Regions from separate parts of the Homo sapiens genome. Here region 1 is linked to region 2. Evidence: chromatin loops called from intact Hi-C (ENCODE). Cell type or tissue: ascending aorta. All regions are shown on one strand. Links, peaks and the distances in the headings refer to the core of each region. The heading gives the core; the rest is flanking DNA.

Region 1 (6,300 bases), core at 1,301-6,300, 410 kb after region 2:
CACCTTTTACAAATGAGGAAACTGAGTCTCTGTTTAAGTGACTTGCCAGAGACCCCCAGCAAGTGAAGAGCCGTATCTTGTGAACATGTTCTCTCCTGCTTTGGCAACCGCATCCTCTCTAGTTGTCCACACTCTCTTGGGTAATGCTGGATGGCACAATAGCTAGGACCACCTTCACTCTGATACTCAGAATCTCTACTGTGACTTCAGGGTAGTGGGCATCTGCTAATCTCACCTTTGTAGCCGGCATTTATGTTAAGAGGCTCTTGCTGAAGGCTTCTGTCCTACCTTGGCTAGACTACATTTCTCATTCCCCTATACTTGACTAGGGATGTGCTATCGTTTTTCTGGTTGATAATCTACTAACATTTCTTAGAGTCGATGTTCTAAGAGACACAGTTTAAAAAACACACCTAGTACAATCCTACTTTTAAAAACATATATATATTTAAAAATATATATTATATTTATATTTTAAAATATATATTATATTTATATTTAAATATAAAATAAGTTATGTTGTTATATATAATTATTATATAATATAGCTTATATATAATAATAATATATATTATATGTAACTATATATTATAGTTATATATAATATAACTATATATTATAGTTATATTATATATAACTATATTATAGTTATATTATATATAACTATATTATAGTTATATTATAATATAACTATATAGTTATATTAAATATAACTATATATTATAGTTATATTATATTATAGTTATATATAACTATATATTATAGTTATATTATATTATAGTTATATTATATATAACTATATATTATAGTTATATTATATATAACTATATATTATAGTTATATTATATATAACTATATATTATAGTTATATTATATATAACTATATATTATAGTTATATTATATATAACTATTATATATAGTTATATATTATATATAACTATTATATTTAGTTATATTATATATAACTATTATATTTAGTTATATTATATATAACTATTATATTTAGTTATATTATATATAACTATTATATTTAGTTATATTATATATAACTATTATATTTAGTTATATTATATATAACTATTATATTTAGTTATATTATATATAACTATTATATTTGGTTATATTATATATAACTATTATATTTGGTTATATTATATATAACTATTATATTTGGTTATATTATATATAACTATTATATTTGGTTATATTATATATAACTATAATATATAGTTATATTATATATAACTATAATATATAGTTATATAATATATAACTATATATAGCTATATTATATAATAATTATTATATAATATAAATTATTATATGTAATTATATATTACTGTTATATATAATAATGTTCTCTTCCCATTGGCTAGGCACATGTCTCTGCATGTGCCTAGCCAATGGGAAGAGAGCAGGTGGTCTGCCCCCTGGACCCTCCCCTCTAGTTTGTCCACATTCTCTTCCCCCAACTCCCTGCATGTAGCTCACCCTGGGGCTCTTTCTCTTTCTACACCCAGTGGCAAGCACGGAACGTTCCACCAGCATGTCCCTGCATCCTCTCTCTTCTTTAGAGCCTGCTGGGTGATTTTCTCTGGAATGCACAGAGCTTTCAAAAAAGTGTTTATTCCCTACTTTAAGCCCAGCACGGAAATCAGAAACAGGATGTCAAAAAGTACAAAGAGCTTAGGTTGCAATTCTGCTGGAATGCAAACCCAGGAAACTTCCTTTCTTTCTGGAGAAGTCATAATGGGATGGCTGGAAATTAACTTGGACTTTTCTGGGGCATGGGAAAGAGGAGACAGAAGCACACATATGGCTCATTGGGACCGCTCTGCCAGGAAAGCTGCTGCTGTGCTGAATGATGACATGTGGACTTGGGCCATTCCTGTGGTATTGGGCCACAAATTCTGGGAGGCCACAGATATGAGGAGGAAAGAGAGGAGGTTTGGCGATTTTATGGTCCACATTTCCCATGTTTAAGATGAATAGGTCCAATCACACTGGGACAGTGGTTCTCACCTACGGGTAATTTTGTCCCCCACTCGTGATGTTTTTAGTTGTCATAACTAGGGGGCAAGGAGAAGGCTACTGGCACCTAACGGGTAGAGGCCAGGATGCTGCGCCACATCCTACAATCCCTGAGACATACTACCCAGGCAAATGCCAGTCATGCCAAGGTTGAGATCACCTACTCTCAGACATCTTGAACTTTCCTACTGAATTAACCCTATCAGCAGAGAGCAGTGGGAAGAGAAAACATACACTTTCAGTGTTTTGAGGTTGTAAAGATGATATTACTTCAAGGTGTTTTATCTGAAAACCTCAAAATATCACATTATACCCCAATCCACAACTCATTCATTTGTTCATTCATTCATTTAACTAATAGTTACTGAGCATCTATTATGTGCAATGCCTGTACTGGGCTCTTCTTTTGCTTTGCTATAGTAAGTCCCCCTTATTATTCAGGTGTTGGTGGAAACATCACACCCTCAGAGAACCTTCTCTGGGACCATCCCATCCACAGCAGCCACTACTGACTTGTCACTATCAGTCTCTTGAGCAATTTCAGCTTAGTACTTGCACAATTCATGATTTTTTTAGTTAACTATCTGTCTCCTTTATGGTCTGCAGTTTCTATGAAGAGAGAGGCCAGGCTTGTCTATTTTTAGACACAGTCCCCAGCTCTGGGCTAAGTCCTTTTAAATGCATGATCTTTCCATGATCCCCATTTTATAGGTAAGAAAACTGAGGCACAGTTTATTCATTTATTTGCCAAATGAATGGATAAATAGCACCCCCCGCCCCCGCCTCAGAAGATGTGCTGTATTCATGCTGTACCTTATCTGTAGCTTATATACTGGCCAGTTTCATGTTCCTGGGGGTCATGACCTAATTTGAGAGGTTTGGGGAAATGAGCAGTCTACTTGGGACCTAACGCAGGCCTGCAACTTCCTCCTGAGGCAAGCTGTTTGATCTTGGGTAAGTCAAATCCTCATTCTGAGCCTCATGCACTTGTGTGCCAAAAATACACATATTTTCTAAAAGGTAGGATTGTACTAGGTCTGTTTTTTAAACTATGTCCCTTAGAACATTGATTCTAAGAACTGTTACTAGATTTTCAAGCAGAAAAATAATGACACGTCCCTGGTCAAGTACTTGTGGGAAATGTTTTAAATAATGATAGATTTTCTTTAATGCAGGACTTGTCAGAGCCTTCATATGCTACCACACAATGTGAATGCCCAGGAGGAAACATGTCTTTTTCATTGTTTTCCAAACATATCTGCTCAAGGAAATTCATTTATGTGAAGCACATTGAAGGATCTGAATTGCACGCATACCTTGGGCAATGCTACGTGGCACAATAGCTAGTACCGCCTTCACTCTGATACTCAGAATCTCTACTGTGACTTCAGGGTAGTGGGTATCTGCTATTCTCAGCTCTGCATCTGCCATTTGTGTTAAGAGACTCTTGCTGAAGTCTCCTCTTCTGCCTGGGCTCAACCACATTTCTCATCCCCCTATCCCTGGGAGAGAGACATGTGCCTAGCCAATGGGAGAAGAGCAGGTGGCCTGCCCCCTGGAACCTCCCCTCTAGGTTGTCCACATTCTCCTCTCCCAACTCTCAGCAAGATGCTAGGATCCAGTGAGGCATTCCAAAGCCCTGGGAACAGTGAGTCACAGATGGAAAGAATCTAGACCTCTGAAAGCTGCCCTACCCCCTGATTGGACTGAGACGGGAGCGAGAAGTAAGCCCGCTCTTGCATGAAGCTGCTGAGATCCAGGACTCATTCATGATGGCAGTTAGCCCAGGCTGACCACTGGGGCTTATTCAAGGAAAACAGAGTCCCACTCAGCCCCTACCACAACCCTGTTAAACATGAATGGGAGGATGAATAGGTGACTTCTTTTTTTTTTCCTCACCTCATGTCTCAGACCACAAGGCCACTGCTCACATGAACAGGTGCCTTCCATTTCCCAGTGTCGGTAACCAGAGGCAATGAAAGACACCTGAGGAAGACATAACACTGTCCCCAAGGCAGCAGAGCCTTTAATAATGATAACTGATGCTCACAGAGCCACTCTCCTACCTTTCTTCAAAAAGAAAAGGTATCAAAAGAGAAGGAAGAAAAAAATCCCAGTAATCTGTGCCCTGTGGTCAAGCACTGTCCAAGCTTTGGATGGCCATTGTCAGTTTCCCTGGGATGGAGTCTCTCTTGATACTTGTCAAGACACTGGCACATCCCACCTGCCAGTAGTTAAGATGCTGACAGCTCTTGCTGACCAGGTGTGGGAGCAGTGAACTGTGCAGGACCAGGTCTCTACTAGCCACCTGGTATTGGGTTGCTGTGTACCTGGGGCTGCTGGGCACTGCTGAGATCATGGAGCATCCCTGCTTGGGGCCAGCAACCTCTGTGCCCAGCCACAGGGAGAGGCAAGTCCTTGCTGCCTCTCCCAGCAGCCTGCATGTCTTGGATTTGGCACTGAGGACACTTCGGGAGGAGGAGGCAGACCAGGACAGGCTGAGTTCAGCTCCATCTGTCTCCGGCTTCTGTTTGGCATCTTGGCTGTGCTGTAGGAGCCCTCTGCAGTTCCGTGCCTCTCTCAGCAGCTGCTCAATAGGAGACAGGAAAATTGCTCTCCCTTCAGTGTACTAGTCTAGTTAGGAGGCATCCCCAGGAATCCATAGGAGGGAAGGAGTCCAGGATGGCCAAGACCAAAAGACAAAAACACACCTAAGCCCAGCCAAACCTGGCAGGCATTTGAATTTCCAAACTGAGTCTTGTCTTTCTTTCTTTTCCACTCAGCATGGCTGCTCCAAGCTGAGATATTAGCCCAGATAAACTCAACATGAAAATCATAATCCGGCAAGTCATGGCCATTCTTGTCAATTCTCTTAAAGGTTAATCTGCTTTTCTCCTTATTAATGAAGGGCCTCGGAAATGCAGCCGGGCCTCTCCCGTGTTTTGGTAGATTTGGGCTAATAGGTTATTTTATTTCCATGGTAACAGCTTCCAGTGTTACAGGAAGATAATTTTCCAGACAAAAGATTTGTGGGTCTTATTATTCTGCAGGGATCTGACTGTGAAGGCTGGGAAAGTGGGTTCACAGGCTACCCAGGATTGCAAGTTCCACCCATTCTGGGGCACCTGTTTGCCTCTGGCTTCTGGGTCTTGAAGCTTGTTAGGTGCCATGTATTGTAGGAAATTGGCAGGAACTGAATAGGAAACTGGCAGGGACTGAATAAAGACATCCTTTGAAAGACAATACCCTAAATTCATTCTCATATCAGGCAATGAGGTTGGAATGAGAAGTGGCTTGTATTATAGAAATCGCTGGCACAACAGGGGTCTCTGCCCTATGGGGTGAGCTGGGAGCTGTCCTTATAGTGAGGGGCACCCTACAAGGTGCCTCTAAGCAGAGCCATCACCCCCTACACCTCTCAGTCTCAGGGTAGACTGGCAGCATTCTCGCCTCCCAGGCATTCAGCACCCAGTTCAGCAACTGCCAGGTACCAGGCTAGTCAGAGGAAGACAAAAGATGAACAAATTGGCATGCCCCCTCCTCTAAAGGAGCTTAGAGTTTACTGGTGTGTTAGGGGATGGGTGGGTTAAAATAAAATAGGGGAAAGAAAACAGGCAATGGCCATACTTTGTGATATGTGTTACAATTGGAACATCCTGGGTCCAGGGAGCATAGGGAGGTCAGGAAAGACACACAGAGAAAGAGCTCTTTGAGGGAGACTTTGAGAGCAGTGTAGAAGCAAAAGCTTTTCAAGCATTGACTAAATGATTTGTATGAACAAAGCACTACTCTAGGTCCTGGGGATCCAAACATAGATAAAGCCAGACAGAGTCTCTATATACACCATGGGAGGGTAAAGAGACAATAATCAATACTGCAATTTAAGGTTGCAACTGAGAGTAGTGCCCCCCACAAGGGGGAAGTTCTTAATGCAAAGAGATGCAATGAGATGGAAACTGACCAAGACAGGACTCTCCCATATGGTTGGGCAGGCTGTACACTGCACAACTCTAGGGGGAGCCAGTCACATCATAGACATTATAAATTTGAATATTTATTATGACAGTTTTCTGGAATGTGGCATCCCAAATGTCTTAAGAAAGGGGTGCCATTCCTTAAATTGAACAAAATTAATTCTATGGCCTAGTGGAGCTCCTGCCAGGAAGAAAAGGAAAGTCTTCCCCCCGTAAGGGACAAGCTCTAGGATCTGAAGAGTGGGTAGGAGCTCAGAGGGTAAAGAGACAGAAAAAAGGATGTCCTGGATGCAG
Region 2 (7,996 bases), core at 1,323-6,322:
CCAAGCTGCCTCGGTTCAAGTCTCAGCCCAGTCACTTCCCAGATGTGCGACTCAGGGTAAGTGACTTAACTTTACTGCTTCTTAACTTCCTAATTTATAAAAGGGGCACTGTAATATAATCTACCTCATATGCTTATTGTTAATATTCATTGAGTTATTAGTTCATTAGTTAACACCTAAAGTGCTTAGCACCTTGTCTGAGTAAGCACTCCCTATGTGTTGGTTATTATTATCTCATAGGCAGCCTCTCTCTTGTTTTTGTTTTTTGGCAGGGTCTCGCTCTGTTGCCCAGGTTGGAGTGCAGTAGCATGATCTCAGCTCACTGCATCCTTGACCTCCCTGGCTCAAGCGATCCTCCCACCTCAGCCTCCTGAGTAGCTGATTACAAGCATGCACCACCATGCCCGGCTAATTCTTGTATCTTCTGTAGAGACAGGGTTTTGTCATGTTGGGCAGGCTGGTCTTGCACTCCTGAGCTCAAGCCATCCGCCCACCTCGGCATTCCAAAGTGCTGGGATTACAGGTGTGAACCTCTGCACCTGGCCAGGGCAGCCTCTCTTTAGCTACCCACAAACTCATGATGTGTGGATAAGTTTGCTGGGTCTGCTGTAACAAAGTAACTCAAACTGTTCTACTTAAACAGCAGAGATTTATTTCCTCACAGTTCAGGACCTAGAAGTCCAAGATCAAGGTGTCAGCAGGTTTGGTTTCTCCTGAGGCCTCTCTCCTTGGGTTGCAGAAGGCCACCTTCTTGCTGTGTCTTTACGCGGTCTTTCCTCTGTGTGTGCATTTGTCTTCATTTTTCTATGTAGAGTGTCTAAATTTCCTCTTCTTATAGGGTTACCAGTCAGACTGGGCTCACCCAAATGGCATTATTTTAACTTAATCACCTCTTTAAAGACTCTATCTTTAATACAGTCAAACTCTGAGGTAGCCAGGACTAGGGCTTCAACATATTGATTTGGGAGTGGGGGTGGGGACACAGTTCAGCTCATAACAATGTGTACATAGACCCGAACATTATTAGATGTTCCTGTGGGTAAGTCTCTTTCTTAACCTTACTCTTAATGAATGTCAGGATATTTGAGTTCTAGGGATTCCATTTGCAGCATAATAGAATCTGCAATCAGAAAAGCAGGTTTTGAAGTCCAGGTACAAAACCTGGAGAGTTGCAGGAATGAACTTGGATGAACTACATACCCTGCCAGTGTCAATGGTAATTCACACAGAGGCAGCTGTGAGAGGCAACAATGTATGTGAAGGCCCTCTGTGATCTCTCTGCCCCTGGGTTTTTGCCTCTGAACTAAGACAGTACTAGATGGATGGTCTTAACTCTTCATTCCATCTTCAACATTCTATGACTCTGACTCTAAGGGTGGAAATTCAAGTATCAAGGACAAGCTGCCAGTAGCCGAGCACAGTGGTATGTGCCTGTAGTCCCAGATACTAGGGAGGCCAAGAAAGGAGGATCTCTTGAGCTCAGGAGTTCGAGACCAGCCTGAGAAAAATAGACCCTTGTCTCAAATATAAAATAATAATAAAAAAAGAACAAGCTGCTGGGGAAGCAATTTCTGGGCCCGGGGCTTTAATAAACATTGCAGAACTGGCTAGGCGCAGTGACTTACGCCTGTAGTCCCAGCTCTTTGGGAGACTGACGCAGGTGAATTGCTTGAACCCAGGAGCTCGAGACCAGCCTGGGCAACAGGGTGAAATCCCGTCTTTACAAGAAATACAAAAAGTAGCTGGGCATGGTGGTATATGCCTGTAGTCCCAGCTACTTGGGAGGCTGAGGTGGGAGGATCACTTGTGCCCAGGAAGTCAAGGCTGCAGTGAGATGACATTATACCCCTGCACTCCAGCCCTGGGAACAGAGTGAGACCCTCTCTCAAAAAACAAACAACAATAATCACAATAACAACAAAAAACACGGCCGGGCACAGTGGCTCATGCCTGTAATCCCAGCACTTTGGGAGGCTGAAGAGGGCGGATCACCTGAGGTCAGGAGTTGGAGACTAGCCTGACAAACATGGAGAAAACCCGTCTCTACGAAAATACAAAATTAGCCAGGCGTGGTGGTGCACACCTGTAATCCTAGCTACTCGGGAGGCTGAGGCAGGAGAATTGCTTGAACCTGGGAGGCAGAGGTTGCAGTGAGCCGAGATCACGCCATTGCACTCTAGCCTGGGCAACAAAGAGCAAAACTCCATCTCAAAAAAAAAAAAATTATGGAAAAACTGAAGGAAATCATACCATCATAGGGAACCACTCACCTGAATATTCACAAGGCTCAAACTGGAATGTACTAAAGTTCATCATCCATTTCCTGGGCTCTGGCATGTGTGGCTGGACTGCTATGGCAAAAACTCACAGGGAGACAGGCCCACAAACTAGGATTGAACAAAGGAAAGTCCCTGTCCCAACAAATATTACATTCTACTGGATGAACCAGGCCAAAACATACATACACACACACACACACACACACACACACACACACACCATCATACAGTGCTAGGTCATGCTAAGGGTGTAAAGAAAGATAAAGCAGGGTGAGGGTGGCAGTGACTGGGGATTATGCTATGTAAGATGTCCTAGTCAGGGAAGTCCTCCCTGAAGAAGGGGCATTTAGCATCCACCTGGACTATGAGAGCAATGTAGCTGTGGGAATATCCAGAGGAGAACAGGCAGAAAGGCCCTGAGGAGGGGCCGGACATGGCAGGAAACAGCAAGGGGCCCAAGTTCCTAGAGCTGAGCTGGGGGTGAAGAAGCCAGGGGTGGATGAAGTTAGCAGGTCTTGAAGGCCAGAGTCAAGATTCTGGATTTTCATCTAAATGTCATGAAAGTCATTTGAGGATTTTGTGCAGGTGAGTCACCAGCATCTTAAAAGGATCTCTTGACGTGGTTTTGAGAGAAGACTTTAAAGAATCATGGTAATCACAAGGCCGATGGCCAAATATTTCTTGCTCTCTACCTCCTGGGCACATGCTGGCTTCCTGTTTATGCTTCCTGTTGTGCAGCGTGGCCATGAGACTCTGACCAATGAGTTGTGAGCACAGGTCACTGTGTCACTTCCAGGCCAGGCAGCTGGTTGCCAGAATGCGTGCCTCTAGAGCTCCTTTACAGCCACCAATGATGTTCAAGCTGGATGCAGCTCAGAAAGCCTGGGTCTTTGTTTGTGCTGCTATCACAAAACACCCAAGACTGCTGGGTAATTTATAAAGAACAGAAATTTATTGTCTCACAGTTCTGGAGGCAGGGAAGTCCAAGATCAAGGTGCTAGCATTTATTGAGGGCTGCTCTCTGCTTCCAAGGTGGCACCTTGAACACTGTATCCTCCAGAGGGGAGGAACGCTGTGTCCTCACATGGCAGAATGCAGTAGGGCAAAGAGGATGAACTCCCTCTGCCATGCCCTTTTATAGCAGCATTAATCCATTCATGAGAATAGAGCCCTCATGACCTAAACACCTCTGCAAAGGCACTACTTCCCAACACTGTTGCATTGGGAATTAAATTTCCAACGCATGAATTGTGGGGGACACATTCAGGCCACCACAGCCTAGGTCCAAAGAGTGAGGAGAGACAGGGTGGAGGTGTTGACCTGCAGACAAGTGGCTTTAGCAAGAAATCCCTTTAATCACTTTGTTGGGATAAATCACGAAGATTTGGGAGGGTTACCATAGCATAACCAAGCATATCCTGACAGTACAGAGTGCAAGAAGAGAAGACTAGAAGTCCTCCTCTTTTCAGTTAGGAGGCTGAGAAGTAATTCTTTGTTGGACTGGAGCGACAGCAATAGAGATAATGGGAAGTGGTCAGATTCAGGATATATACTGAAGGTCAAGTGCAAAGGCTGGACTGATGTAGGGTATAAGAAAAAGAGAGAAGTCAAGGATAACTCCAAGGATTATGGCTTGAGTAACTGGATAAATTACTGAAAAGAAGAATACTCTGGAAAGGACAGGATTATTCACAGTGCCAGGCAGACAGCAAAGCTACACGATGCTAGGTCTTATGGTTATTACTTTAAGAGGGGAAGGAATATGGAGTGTAGATGCTTAGGGAACTTTTCAATCCAGAGTTATTGAGATGTAACTTATATACAGTAAAATTTACTTACCTTTTTTCAGAGACAGGTTCTTGTTCTGTCTCTCAGGTTGGAGAGCAGTGGCATGACCATAGCTCACTGCAGCCTCAAATTTCTAGGTTCAAGCAATCTTCCTGCCTCAGCCTCCTGAGTAGCAAAATTTACTCGTTTTGATGTACAGGTCTGAGTTTTGACAAATGCATTCTATCTTCTAAGTACCTCCATAGTCAAGATGTAGATAACTTCCACCCTCCCCCTGCATTCTTTTTTGCTGCCACTCCTTTGTAGTCAAATGCTCCCTCCACCCCTAATCCTTGGCAACCACTGATCTGTTCTGTATCCCTCTAATTTTGCCTTTTCCAGAAAGTTACGTAAATGGAACCACACAGTATGTGACCTTTTGAGACTGTGTTCTTTCACTTAGGATAATGTATTTGAGATTCATCCACATTGCATAGATCAGTAGTGTGTTCCTTTTAATTGATGAGTAGTATTCCATGGTATGGATGTGCCACAATTTGTTTATTTTCTCGCCAGTTAAAGGGCATTTGGGTTGTTTCCAAGTTTTGGTGATTATGAATAAAGCTGCTATAAATATCTGAGCACAGGTTTTTATGTGAACATATGTCTTCATTTTTTTTGGTAAATCCCTAGGAGTGGGACTGCTGGCTCATATGGTAAGTGTATGTTTAACTTTATAAGAAACTGCCAAACTGTTTTTCCAGAGGAACTGTACCATATTGCACTCCCACTGGCAATGTGTGAGGGTCACTCCACATCCTCTCCAGCACTTGGGATTGTCAGGTGGTTTTTTTTGTTTGTTTTTTTGTCTTTTTTGCCATTCTGATGTGCAGTGGTGTCTCTTTGTGGTTTCAATTTGCATTTCCCTAATGAATAATGATGTCGAGCATCTTTTCATGTACCTATTGTGCATTCGTGTATCTTTTGGTGGAGTGTCCACTCACATCTCTTGTTCATGTTTTCATTAGGTGGCTTGTCTTCTTATTGCACGGTAAAAGTTCTTCATATATTCTGGATATAAGTCTTTTATCAGATATGTGCTTTGCAAATATTTTCTGTCTTTGATTTGTCCCTTCATATTCTTAACAGTGTCTTTCAGAGAGAAGTTTTTAACTTTGATGGTGTAGAAGCTATCAACTTTTTCTTTTATGGATCGTGCTTTTCGTTTAATATCTAGGAAACCTTTGCCTACCCAAGGCCACAAAGATTTTCTCCTATATTTTCTTCTGGAAGTTTTATAGGTTTAGGTTTCACATGTTGGTCTATGATACAGTTTGAGTTAATTTTTGTCGAGGGTGTGACGTATAAGCCAGGACAATTTTGACTTGTGATATTTCCTACTATGGAAGAGGCAGATCAATGAAACTTCACATCTCTGATAAGCACGTGCACAGATGACACTGTAAAATGTCACCAGGTTGCAAAATCTGGTGAAGGTTCAACGCAGATGGTCAGGGAAGTTCCATCTCGCTCTGACTCCAGGGGAGCTTCTTTAGAAGTTAATCTTATCTTCAGCATTAGTCTCCAGATGTACCCAGTGATACCAGCACAAGCCTCAGGCTTTAAGTGAGATGAGCTGGGTTCTCCCTAGTTCCTAAGACCCTCCAGCTCCAGGTAGGTAGCTGCTCCAAGCAACAGTTTTCTCTTTTAAGCCACTGAAGGAATATTATGTGCAAAGCAGGGCATTAATTCCTAGCTATTAGGATTGACATTTTAACCTTTCTGGCTTCACTCCTTCTTGGGTGGCTTTTTCAGTCACCTCGTGATACAGTTTTCTCCTTCCTCTTCCCCTCAATCACACATAACTCGGAAAGCTTCATTAAGATCATCTAGGTCTTGGTGCCCTTAAAACTACACGGATAAAATCAGCGAGGGCAGAGAATTGAGAAATCAACACCGAATTGCCCACTGGTGATCTGGTCAATTGAGGACATTTTAGGAAAGGCAACTGCCACGTACTATTGCCATCATTCCATTAAAGAAGGGACGCTTAAATTACCCAAACCTCTGAAAAAAGAAAAAAAGTGAAAGAACATCATCTCAGAATAAAAAATAGTCTTTCCCAAGAATCAACCATTGGTAATTTATCTGGTCATAGGAAAGTACTCATACATTTACCCTTTATTTTTCTCATTGCACTGCAGATTGTTGAAAATGTCACCCCCGATCAGGGTGTGGGACTCAGACCATAAGAAGGTGTATCATGGGTGGGGCAGGGGTAAGCACTGAGGTGTTTGGAGCAAACCTTTTTTCTCTCACTTGTTTATAATACCTTCATTGGGGATTCCTAAGGTTCAAAGTCCTAGGCTTAGTGAGTATTCAGGTTTCCGTCTAGGGAGTAGCACTTGCAAATTTAACGGCAGGAGGAAGCCTGAGTTGATAACTTTCCAGCCCTTCCCATTGGCAAGCCTCAGTGGCTTTCACTTCTTTCTTGAGCTGAAGAAAGGAGGGAAGCCCACCCAAGCTGCCCTTCATGGTCTGAATCTGGGCCACTTTAAAGGTCCTTCCACTACCTCCCCTCCTCCAAGGAGTCTGCTTCTCCCAGCATCTAATTCTTTAAGGCAGACACTGACAGTCCCAGGTAGACATATTCTTGTAAACTCATCAGTGGCTTCCATCGCATTCAGGATAAAGACCTCACTCCCAACTCACTCCCTACCCTGCCATATGGATCTATCCAGCCACCTGCCTCTCCAGCCTCATTTCTCCTCTCTGGCGGGACTCTGGCCACAGCTGCTTGCCTTTAGCTCCTCCAAAGCACCAGACACCTGACTGCTTTTGCCTTTTTTTCTTGTGGGCAACTTAACTTTTTCAGGGGAGTTCCCGGCTCCACCGGCTACATCAACAACCTCCCTCTCTTAGCACCCTCTCACCTCTCATCTCGTATTTTGTCTTTGTAGCAATTGTCACAATTGTAATTACTTGTATAATGTCTGGCTCCTCAACTAGGAGGTAAACTCCAAAAGATTAGGAATGAAGTCTATTTTGTTTATCTGATCTTCCATTCCCTGGCATGAGCATGATAGCTAGTTGCTACTCAATATATTGTTAAATGAAAGAGATTTTTTTTTCAACGAATGTACACTAGTCAGTGTTCTAGGCACTTGATATATACTAGGTGGGATGGTGGGGGGAACACAGCAGAAAAATAAAATCCCTGCCATCATGAAGCATATATTCTACTGGGGCAAGGATCTGCTTAAACAAGATAACTGAACTGTGGGGTACATTAGAGAAAAAGTCTCCTCATTATAAGAGCCAAATGTAGGGTATGCTAAGGAGAGAAAAGTAGAGCAGGACAGAGGGACATGGGACATCAGGTTGTGGGTTGGTGTATGAAATTTTTAGATTGGGCCGGGTGCAGTGCCTCACGCCAATAATCCCAGCAACTTGGGAAGCTGAGGCCGGAGGATCTCTTGAGCCCAGGAGCTCCAGACCAGCCCGGGCAACATGGTGAAACCCTCTCTCTACTTAAAAAAAAAAAAAAGAAAAAAAAAGAAAAATTAGCTGGGTGTGGTATTACATGCCTGTAGTCTCAGCTACCCAGGAGGCTGAGGTGGAAGGATTGTCTGAGTTCAGGAGGTTGAGGCTATAGTGAGCCGTGCTGTGATCCTGCCACTGCACTCCAGCCTGGGTAACAGAGCAAGACTCTGTCTCCAAAAAAAAAAAAAAAAAAAAAAAGAAAAGGAAAGGAAAAGAAACAAAACACATGCAGATGTAGATTGCGTGACCAGGGAAAATCTCAGTGAGGAATTGACTTTTGCGTAAAGACCTGAAGGAATTGAGGCAGCTGACAATGAATGTGGGTATCTGCGCAAAGAGCATTCCAAGCCAAGGAAGCAGTAAGTGTGAAGGCTCTGAGGCCCTGAAGGTAGGGAACTGTTTTAGGA

Evidence for each region. Hi-C counts contacts between places; a loop is a spot of excess contacts. Peaks named below come from ENCODE experiments on the same cell type or tissue, not always from the same donor. Only the 100,000 strongest peaks of a DNase experiment are listed, where the experiment ranks them.
Region 1: it touches region 2 in a loop (1.8-fold over the local background); 4 of 110 quality-filtered maps call a loop at or near these places.

What each region holds. Positions count from the first base shown.
Region 1 is chr3:72,039,988-72,046,287 of GRCh38, reverse strand. The region is part of intron 6 of LINC00877 (long intergenic non-protein coding RNA 877); the gene reads left to right. Among named protein-coding and RNA genes, the nearest start is that of LINC00877, 57 kb to the left of the region's middle. In ascending aorta, for the core only: no CTCF peak of the experiment used is centred there; a DNase peak (open chromatin) is centred at 3,667.
Region 2 is chr3:72,450,468-72,458,463 of GRCh38, reverse strand. No RefSeq gene overlaps it. Among named protein-coding and RNA genes, the nearest start is that of RYBP, 7.8 kb to the right of the region's middle. In ascending aorta, for the core only: no CTCF peak of the experiment used is centred there; no DNase peak of the experiment used is centred there.